Linked DNA regions of Homo sapiens: region 2 is linked to region 1. The links are chromatin contacts, found by Hi-C or POLR2A ChIA-PET in ENCODE. All regions are on one chromosome and are shown on one strand. Each heading gives the region's core, a stretch centred on a gene start or an enhancer-like site at or near the end of the contact. The rest is flanking DNA. Distances are from core to core; before and after follow the strand shown. Region 1 holds the start of TF (transferrin). Region 2 overlaps SLCO2A1 (solute carrier organic anion transporter family member 2A1).

Region 1 (4,826 bases), core at 288-2,787:
CATTCATTCATATTGAATGTGTGAATTGGCCCTATCTCCCACCTGAGTCTGCAGTCATGACAGATGGAGCCTTTCAGGTGTCCTAAGGGAAGATGGGGTTCACCTCACAATGCTAAAGGTGAAAAGGGGAGTGCCGACCCTGCCCTTTGTTTTGGCATTTTTATTTCCATACTTTGTGGTTTGTATGTGCCCAGTTAAACGGATGTACAGATTAGATAATCTGGCTTTAACTCCAACCTTCACGAGATGCACACATGCCTTAAAAAGATTCTTACAAAGAAACTAGAATTAGGAGACAATTCTGACAACACAAAAACAAGTGAACAAAAATCAAATGACTGACCTGACGTGTCCACTAGGCTTGATATGAGCTTGGTCAACTAAAACATGAGACAGAATGAATGACCATCTGGTCAGGTTGGATAAGAAGTAACTTTTGGCAAAATCTCTGAAGTCTGGATTTACACTTCGTGGAAGGAATCTTGACCTTTCCCCAAGTATATTATGCCTTGAGATAATAATCCTGTATAAGGCCGCATAAGCAAAACGACATTTGAAAATGAGTTTCATCTTTAGCTCATCCTTTTACAAATTTCTATTCCTTGTGCATGATTGAAGTGTACACATTTTTTAGTTAAAATATAAGCATATAGAAGGCACAAGTTCAATATTTTTCATGATAAGGATGTGTAATTAAACTGGTTAGGAGACTCATCGACTAGAGGGGGACATGGTGGCCCCAGGCTGTAAGAACAGGCCACACCGTCCACTGGGCCGCTTGCTTTGTGCTAAGATGACACTTTGTTCTGAGCCTCACAGTGTCTTGACCATGTTCCTGGAACCTTCTTGTTGGAGGGAGTTCATCTTCCCCTATGACTCTGTCCCTAGTCTAAGGTGTCCCACAGGAAGCTTGAGGGCGGGAAGTTTTCCAGCCCAGGAGCCTGAGCTCAGCGGGGCAGGAAGAGGGAGCAGCTCCTCCGTGGGGGACCTTTGAGAGCCCAGGAGCAGGATTTCGAGGGACACCTGGTGGGGAGCAAAAGGTGCTGAGTCTGTCTTTGACCTTGAGCCCAGCTTGTTTCTCCTGCATCCTCCCCCAAAAGGGGCTTTGCCTGTCATTCTGCAGTTCTAGTGTGGGGTCTGGGCGCAGTTCTTTTCCCTCTCCAGCCTCGGAGTCTTCCTCTGTGGACTGCGCAGATAGGACTGGTGGCACGGACCAGCTCTGCAGCCCTGGAGTCAGGAGCAGAGCCCCCCGGCTCCCAGCCCGCCGTAGCCGCTCCTGGCACCGAGCGAGCCGCGATGACAATGGCTGCATTGTGCTTCATGTCCCTTCCCATCAACATTTCTGTGCTGGACTCCTTCCACTCGCGGGTCGTCTCCAGAGCTCAGAAAATGAGGTGATCAGTGGGACGAGTAAGGAAGGGGGGTTGGGAGAGGGGCGATTGGGCAACCCGGCTGCACAAACACGGGAGGTCAAAGATTGCGCCCAGCCCGCCCAGGCCGGGAATGGAATAAAGGGACGCGGGGCGCCGGAGGCTGCACAGAAGCGAGTCCGACTGTGCTCGCTGCTCAGCGCCGCACCCGGAAGATGAGGCTCGCCGTGGGAGCCCTGCTGGTCTGCGCCGTCCTGGGTGAGTGCGGGCACGGGGTAGCACCGCAGAGTCGCTGGCCCGCGCGTTCCCTGCAACCCGGGCGGCCACCGCGCAGCCTGCATGCACTCCGCGCTCAGGCTGGAAGCCTGGGTGTCTGGGTGCCTTTCCATTGCCTCTCTACGCCCCACCCCTGGCCTTTGCTTGGGCTTCTAGACACCTTTCACTGCACTCACTGTCTTCTCCCCCTCCTCCTCTTTGTCCAGTAAATCTTGCAGCAGTGAAATACAATAAATCAGAGCACGTCTAACCAGGTTATCAAAACCCTTTGCTGCTGCCTCTTGTCAAGTCCGAACTCCTTAGCATGGCATTCAAGGCCTCCCGGGTCTGACCATTCCCCTTTCAGAGGCTGATGTCCCCTGGGTGCCCTGGGAGCTGTAGATGTCCTGCCAAGGAAGCGGTGCCATCGAGCGGTCAGAGCATGGGGTTTGAAGCCAGACTTCTTGGATCCAAGTCCTGGCCGGCTCCTCACCAGGGAGGGGGTCATCACAGCACTTGCCTGGGAGGGTCAAATGAGGGTCAGCGAGGTGGCAGATGCTGAGTACCAGTGGCAGATGTTGCACACATCCTGCTATGGGGCAGTGGCTGACGCCACACTCCCCGACCTCCTGAGGTGGGGCCCCCTTCATACTCTAACTTCTGCCTGCCATTCATGGGGCATTTGTCACACTGTTGGGGCTTCCACGTTTAGTTTTCTCTCCCCATAAGCTAGCAATTCCTTGAGAGAGGACCCCACGTTACTTGCCTTTATCCCCGCACAGAGCACTTCACAGGCTGTGCAAGGTAATGCTCCACTGAGGACACATTCTCGCCTATGGGAACTCTGGAGGCAGGGCTTTGTGGAGGGGCTGCCACAGGCTTATGTTGCCTCCTAGGATTTCCCATGGGCCAAGAGGGAAAATGGGGGTCGCTGGGGTGGCCATCCCTGGTGGCCCCTCCTCATGCATCCTGGAGAGCTGTGGGCCTCCTCTCCACAGGCTTTGTGGATCTTCTTCAGAGCCAGTGAGTCAGCCTTGCTGTGGTGGCCCACAAGGAGTGGAGATGACAGAGGGCCTTGGGGACAGGGCAAAAGCTCATGTGATAGGGATGCTGTCTCTGCAACCACATGGATTTTAATAGTTACCCATGGCTGGCTTCAGCTTTTTTTGTGAATGGCAGCCAAAAAGTGTGGTGAAAATGGAGGGATAGTTCAGTGGAGACAGAGGGGAGACTGTTGAATTTGTGGAGTTTTTAGTTCTTCCTAAACAGAGAGCAACAGACAAGAGTTACAGACAAATTAATTCTTTTCGTTAATTTACCCTCAACTACTGGCCAAGAAGGGGTGTAACTCAGAATGTTTTCTTCTTTTGTGCCCTGAGTAGCAGACCCAGAGTCTGGAGACCCAGATTCTAGGCCTGGCTTGGCCAACGACAAGCAGGGTGACCTTGGGTTAAAAAAAAAAAAAGGCATCATTCTCTGAGTCTCACTCCCTCTTCTCAAAAAGATGGCAATTCCTCCCCCGCTGGTTTTCCATAGTTGAGGTAGCAAGCCAATGTGTTGGGGTAGCTGAAAACGCCCTGTGCATACTGAGGCTTATGTTCCATGGGGGGCCAGGGGCCAGGACAGTGATGGGAGGAGACAAGGCGGATACAGAGGAGCAGATTGTCATCTCCAGCTGGGAGGTGATGGCCATGCCTGCACCCCTCTGGCCAGCAGAGGGTGGTCAGTAGGAAACTGGGAGGCCATTAGGGCAACCTTCTATTGGCTCAGACTCAGAATGCAGTAGAACTTGTGCCCTGTAGTGTTCATGGACAGGAGTGAGAGGAGGACAGGACTGAGGGGATGTGGCTGTCAAGGCCTTTCTAGGGGCGATGCTGTCTCTCCCTCAGCATAGGGAGTGGGCCCTTCCACCTCTGGCCTCTCTCCCCCAGGGCTGTGTCTGGCTGTCCCTGATAAAACTGTGAGATGGTGTGCAGTGTCGGAGCATGAGGCCACTAAGTGCCAGAGTTTCCGCGACCATATGAAAAGCGTCATTCCATCCGATGGTCCCAGTGTTGCTTGTGTGAAGAAAGCCTCCTACCTTGATTGCATCAGGGCCATTGCGGTAAGTCGCTGCTGCCTAAAAGAGAGTGGAAGAAAGCCATACTTTCTCTGTTTCCAGTCACTTTGGAACAATTCTTTACTCACAGGTAGGAGGCTGATATATGGGGCAGTCAACCTTGACTTACTAAAATCACTTCAAAAGTGGAAATGGGGAGGTTTTCTTTAATGTGTCTGGAAAGCAAAAGTCAAAAAGCACATTAACTTTTGCTTTCCAGACACAGTAGACGCAAGGGTGACTGTTTTGAGACCCTAGGTTCTCTGAACTTGGCGAAAATATAAGAATGCCTGCTATCAGGCTGGGCGCGGTGGCTCATGCCTGAAATCCTAGCACTTTGGGAGGCTGAGGCAGGTGGATCACCTGAGGTCAGGAGTTCGAGACCAGCCTGGCCAACATGGCGAAACCCCATCTCTACTAAAAAATATAAAAATTAGCTGGGCATGGTGGTGCATGCCTGTAATCCCAGCTACTTGGGAGGCTGAGGCAGGAGAATCACTTGAACCGGGGAGGCAGAGGTTGCAGTGAGCCAAGATCCTGCCACTGCACTCCAGCCTAGGTGACAGAGTGAGGCTCCATCTCAAAATAAATAAATAAATAAGAATGCCCACTATCAAAATTATTATATAACCTTCTTTGGCAGCTTTTGATACACAACTGGGAAGATGAGTGATGCATGCAGGGGGAAGAGTAAAGTGTCCTGATTGCAGGTGACAGCTGATCTTTTTGTTCTTAGGTCTACAAAAATGCTCTTCATTCTTTCAACGTTGCCCCTGCCCATCTGTACATGTCAGATCCTGTGCTGGGCAATGGGGCTGCAGTGGTGAATTAAACACATTGGTCCTTACCCTCAGGGAGCTCATGGGCTAGTCAGGAGAGCAGAAAAACACACGAATAAGTAAACTACTAATTCCAAAATGTGGGGATGTACAATGGAGGGAAAAAGGAGAGTGTTCTGACAGGGACTCACAGAAAAACCTGCTTTGTCCTGGGTGGTCAGAGACCATCTCTCTGAGAGAGATGTAATGAAGGACTGAGCCTGGGTGGGCTCCAGTGTAAAATACACCAGGCAGCAAACAAGAGCATATGCAAAGGGCCTGAGG
Region 2 (5,439 bases), core at 1-2,500, 200 kb after region 1:
AGGGCACGATCCTGTCTTTGCTGAAGCGGATCCCCCGGTCACACAGCTGCAGTTCAAATAGATCTTCAAGAGGAAGGGGAGGGAAAAAGGGGGAAATTTGTTATTATTTCACTTTCACACACTTCAGACGTCTGCACCAGCTCTTGTTGGAGACTGAGGTTTCAACCCTTGTGTCCTCTGGGTCTGGTTCCCAGGGAAGCTGGGTGAGCCTGGGGCCAGGTGAGGGTTTCAAGCTGCCCCAGGGGTCCCACCTCTGTCACTGTTTGGGCAACAGAAACCATCTTCTGGGCTGGGCTGGGCTCCTCCAGAAGTCATATCTGCCTCTGGATGCCCAGGAACACTGCCAGGTTAGGCCCCCAACCCCCAGCTTGGAGCCAGGGGCCCAGGAGGGCTTGTGCCCAGCAGTGGTGGTTTTGCAGATTGTTGTTTTTGCTGTTTGTGTGTTTATTGCAGAGGGAGGCATAAACAGTAGGAGGGCAGTGGGAACACAGTGGAATTCCCTGGGTTCTGATTCTGTCAGGCCTTTGCTGGAGTTCCCTGCCTGAAAGGAACTCCTGCCTAGAAGGGACTCCAGAGAAGGAGGCCCCTGTCTCAAGTCTGCAAGTCCATATGGCTCAATACTGTTGTCCAACTCACTTTGGTGGCCACTGCCCTTGTCTGGTGGTCTTCACCTTCCTTCGCTGCCCTTGTCAGATGGCCCAGCCTGTGACAATTTCAGTGTCCAAGCAGTTACAAGACTAATATTGGAACTAAGGGACTAGTATGTTTCCTTCTGCCGACAGTGGTAACTATGCACCCTCTTCACTTGGCCCCTAGGAAACTCCAAAGTTAGTTATATAAAATATTGCTGTTACTTTCCTCAGTCTGGATTTTTTAGAGATTTTTTTTCTTTATAATTTACTGATTTTTTTTCTTGATATTTTGCTAATGGGTTTTTGTCTTGAGGTATGTATGCTGTTACGGGAAACTTGCCAAGATTATTTCTGGAAGTAGGTGACTCAGAGGTAAGTTAACAAAGATAAGAAAACCACAGAAGCCACCACAACTGGAAGGCAACTTAAAGAGCATCTTGTCCAAGTTCCTTGTCCTTCCTCTGCCTGGGAGCCACGCTCCTTCGCCCGCAGAGGTGGCAGTGGCAGCAGCCTTGCCCTGTCCTTTCAGAGGAGGTTGGTAAGTAGGCACTAGGCTTGCCCATCCCCTCCATATGGGCTTAAGGGAATAAGGCATGTTCCTAGCTTACACTAACTGCACAGTCTTCTCATTGCTCAGCAGTTCCTAAGCCTGGCCTGCCTGGCTCTGGCTCCTGCCTGCTCCCTGGCCAGCTGGGTGTGACACTCCTCCTACAGCACCAAGCCCGGCCTTTTCTCTTCTTTCCTACAGCATGCCCAGTACATTCATGCCCTTGGGACTTGTACTTGCTGCTCCCTTTATCTGGAATGCATTGCTCCTGGTGTGCATAGAATTCTGTTCTTCTGGTTGTTCACTTCTAATGTCACCCTCTCCCGGAGGCCCCTGGGAACTCTCCATCCTATTAAGTCCTTCCATGGCATGGGTTACTTTCTAGAATTATCCTGTGTGTTGATTTGATAGAATGCACCCTCCATGAGAACAGGGACCTTGTCTGATGGGTTCACCATCACATCCTCAGCACTCACGGCTGTGCCCAGTGTTCTGTTTATTGAATAACTAAACAAATGACTCAAGTCAGTTTGCTGCTGGCTGATCCTAGGAGGTGTGGAGCCACAGAAAAAAGGACTGTACTTTGCCAAGTGAGTCTAGTGAATGGAGGTTGCCCAAGTGGAAAGCTGGTGGCCAGAAGATACATGGCTTTGAATAGAAGTGCCCCAGACTGAGGCAGAGCCCTGGGTTCAAGTGCCAGGTCAGCCCGAAATAGCTGCATGATTTCAGGCCAGCCATGTGGCCACACCTGGGAGCTGAGGGGTTGAACCAAGTGCCCTCAGCTACTGCTTCTGGCTCTACCCTTCCAGGTCCATGTCACAGAAGCCTAATGCCCTCGATTTATCTGGGCCACGGCCAGCCTGCAGGACCCAGAGATGCCCATGAGGATCTCTCAGGATGGGGCTCAAAGGCCTCAGCTGAAGGAGTGCTTTGACTGGTTTCTGCTCTGAGCAGTTAGGCCTCAAGAATGTGAATTTGTTGGACATCGGCCAGTCTTTAATTGACTGTGGGCTGTCAGCATCTGGTCATGACCCCAGGGTAGGGAGGTAGAGAGAGGTTGGATGTGGCTCAGAGGAGGCCAGGATGCTGGTAATGAGTGTGTGTGTGGAGCCCTGCCTATCCTGGAGCCGAGAAACAGTCTTTGAGGGCATGCGCTGAGCTCCGAGATCCTGTGGGGCTCCTCTTGCCTCTGGACCCTGGCTGCCCTTACCAGTTGCTTGGAGGTTGCAGAGCTCATGTTGATGTTGCTGCAGCCGGCATGGCAAGGGGAGAGGTACTCGATTCCATTGTCTCCACAGACCGGGTGGAAGATAGAATCTGGGCACGAGCAGTCCCTGCGGCAGGCAGGAGACTGCGGATGTATAGAACTTGATGTGCTGCCAGCAAAAGAGGAAACGGGGAATCAAACAAAGCAAGACCAAAGAAAAACCCTACACTCCAGCCCAGTGTGAGTTCCTGGCCTGGTGAGTGTGTCTGTGCATCTTTATTTCTTTTGGGCCAGTGCCACCCTGGGATCTGAATTATGCCTGGTGGAGCCAACAGTGAATTTGCCACTGTTTAGTGGTCACGGCATCTCTCCATTTCTTCTGCCACTGGGAGCCCAAATCCACTAATTATGCTCTGGGAAGGCCTGGCTGGTGAATCCCTTGCCACAGTAGGCGTCAAGACAACCAACCACCCAGAAAGGGCAGCTGCAATGGGCAGGTCACAGACAATATTCGCCTTCCCTCTTCTTCAGCCGAAAAACAGTGGCTGGGACCGCTGAGGCAATCCAGGATTTAGTTTGCTGTCTGTCTCCTGGCTTAATGTAGACCTTGCCCAGAGTTACTCCATCCCCTTGAGCTTCAACCAGAGGGATTTCACTGGTTGATCTCACTGTTCCCACTGTTCCCCGGTATCTGATATTCATGACCTTCTTCGGGGAGGGTTGGGAAAGGGGCTGACAAACCACTGTCCAGATATTTCACTAGTATAATTATACGAATGAGAGTTCATCTCGTGCCAGGCACTGTGCCCGGGGGCTTTACATGCACAATCATCACAACGAGTCTACAGTGAATTATTTGCCTGTTGTGGATTAGAAAACCAAAGCTTAGATAAGGTAAGCAACTTCCCCCAACTAGTAAGGAACACTGGTATACAGTCCAGGCCTGTCTGAGGACAAAGCCATGTGCTAAACTCCCAGTGGACGCTGCCAAAAGGCCCAAAGGCTTCTCGGCTTTCCTCAATCCACAGTCAGCCTGCAGAAGTGCCGTACAGACTAGGGGTGAGCTCCCTACCCCGAGCAACCCTCCCTTCCCCCAAACCCCTTCTCTCCTTCACCCACCAAAGACAGAGGAGGTCATTTCAAAGAAAAAAAAAAAAAAACAGAGAAAATACCAGGGCTGAAAGGTACAGCATCTCCAAATGTTGCAACTTCATTAGGCAAAGTCTTAAAAAAAAGCTTGTTGACAGGTGGCACCCAGGAAAAATAAAATAAAATGCCCCTTGGTTGGCATCCTTCCCCTCACAGGGCTCTGAAGCTCTTCCTGAACATAAAGCCAAAGTTAACACTGTGACCCATATTGCTGTCTGCAAACCAACAGGCAGACTTTACCTGACCTTCTCCTCACCTGCCCTAATTTTTCAAGTCTGCCATCACTCTCATTATTCTTCTCCAGATCTTTTCAAGTCTCCTTTCATCTCTCTTCAGCAGCTCAATGAAACTGAAATTCTAGCCAGCACAGAGCTGATGCTAAACATAGCTTATTTCCTGGTTCCTGTGGCTCACAGCCCTACAAATTCATCCTGAAATCAAACAAATTAGTTTTTGGTGCTTCTTAAGAAAACAGAACTCTAACCCTGATTGCTGGTGGCCCAGTAAGAGCCTTTGATCTCTTCTTATAATGGAGCAGACCATTCAAGACCTGATTTTCTAAGTTGCCACGTGAGAGATCAGATCAAAAGTGGGCCGGGCGGGGTGGCTCACACCTGTAATTTCAGCATTTTGGGAGGCTGTGGCAGGCAGATCACTTGAGGTCAGGAGTTTATGACCAGCCTGGCCAAAATGGTGAAACCCCGCCTCAACTAAAAATACAAAAATTAGCCGGGTGTGGTGGTACACACCTGTAATCCCAGCTACTCGAGAGGCTGAGGCATGAGAATTGCTTGAACCTGGGAGAATCACTTGAACCTGGGAGGTGGAGTTTGCAGTGAGCCAAGATCACGCCACTGCACTACAGCCTGGGTGACGGAGCGAGACTCTGTCTCAAAAAAAAAAAAAAGTGTACAGCAAAGAATAGAGTTAAGGAAGCAGGAAGGAAGATGTATAACAGCCAGATCTAAGCCCTGGCCTTATTAAAGGGGATCTCTCTACCCCTTATTCCCATTACCTAGGGGGGTAGACTTCGGCCACAGTTGGGGTGGAGCATCCCATGAAGAACAAAGGAACACAAAGGATCATGGAGATGGTGATGATGGTGGTAGCTATGCGGGGAATGGCTTGTAGAGAGAAAACAAAGCGCTTCATGAGGATTCCTCCAAACAGCATCCCCAAGGCTGCAGCAGGGAGGTTCACAGCACCTATAAGTGGAAAGAAGGAGGTGATCCAGGTGCACAGGCCTGGGACTGCATGTGGGCTACAAACACTGAGCTGGATCACTGAGAAGGAAGCATGGCTTCAGGAAGGAACATTTGGTATGTTAAATTGTAATCGAAGTAGCTGACATTAATTGAGCATTTACTGCTTGCCAGGCACATCTAGAGAAATATCTTGAGACAGGATTGCCTTGCCTACACAAAAAATACAGAAGTGGGGTTCTTGCAGCTTAAGAGATGTGGGTTGAATATGCATTTATTAAGCACATTTCATTCCTTGGGGCCTCTTTGCATGGGACCGCATGGGGTTAGCAACACAAGAGTGATGACCCCTATGTACCAGTCAGAGATGGAAGGCCAGAGGGGTAAAGCCACAGCCAAGGACCAGCCAGGGGGTGCACGGGAGTCACCCTCCAATCTCATGCACTGATCACCTTGCCAACTCCATATGGTTAAACTCACCTGTGGGTTGGGTTGGGCCCAGTGATTTCCTAGGGTACTTGGTGGGACCACATCTGTAGTTCTCAACACAGTTGAAAAAATACTACTGCTGGGTGCCACCTCCAGAGATTCTGGTTTCGTTAACCTGGGATAGGGCTGGGCATCTGTGTTTTGTAAAGCTCTCCAGAGGAGCCTCTGGTGCAGCCTGGGTTGAGAATCTCTGGACCATATATTGTCTAACCA

Evidence for each region. A loop is a pair of places that touch in the nucleus more often than their neighbours do. ChIA-PET counts read pairs that join two places held with the same protein, here RNA polymerase II (POLR2A).
Region 2: a map of left cardiac atrium shows a loop between it and region 1 (6-fold over the local background). The contact joins the enhancer-like site here to the promoter of TF in region 1. A Hi-C loop is called at or near these places in 1 of 168 maps with a recorded cell type or tissue (left cardiac atrium). POLR2A ChIA-PET finds 5 or more read pairs at or near these places in 1 of 52 experiments (Panc1).

What each region holds. Positions count from the first base shown.
Region 1 is chr3:133,744,856-133,749,681 of GRCh38, forward strand. TF (transferrin) reads left to right here and starts at 1,538. Exons shown (of 17, transcript NM_001063.4): 1 at 1,538-1,628; 2 at 3,557-3,729. The coding sequence starts at 1,586.
Region 2 is chr3:133,942,706-133,948,144 of GRCh38, forward strand. SLCO2A1 (solute carrier organic anion transporter family member 2A1) reads right to left here. Exons shown (of 14, transcript NM_005630.3): 9 at 4,551-4,740; 10 at 2,390-2,555; 11 at 1-63. Among named protein-coding and RNA genes, the nearest start is that of C3orf36, 16 kb to the left of the region's middle. RefSeq lists an enhancer at 1-460 and a silencer at 2,380-2,674. Within about 2 kb of position 1,251, at least 10 of the 41 ENCODE cell types and tissues checked have a DNase peak (open chromatin) inside an H3K27ac peak, as active enhancers do; they include Panc1, where a contact is called at or near this core.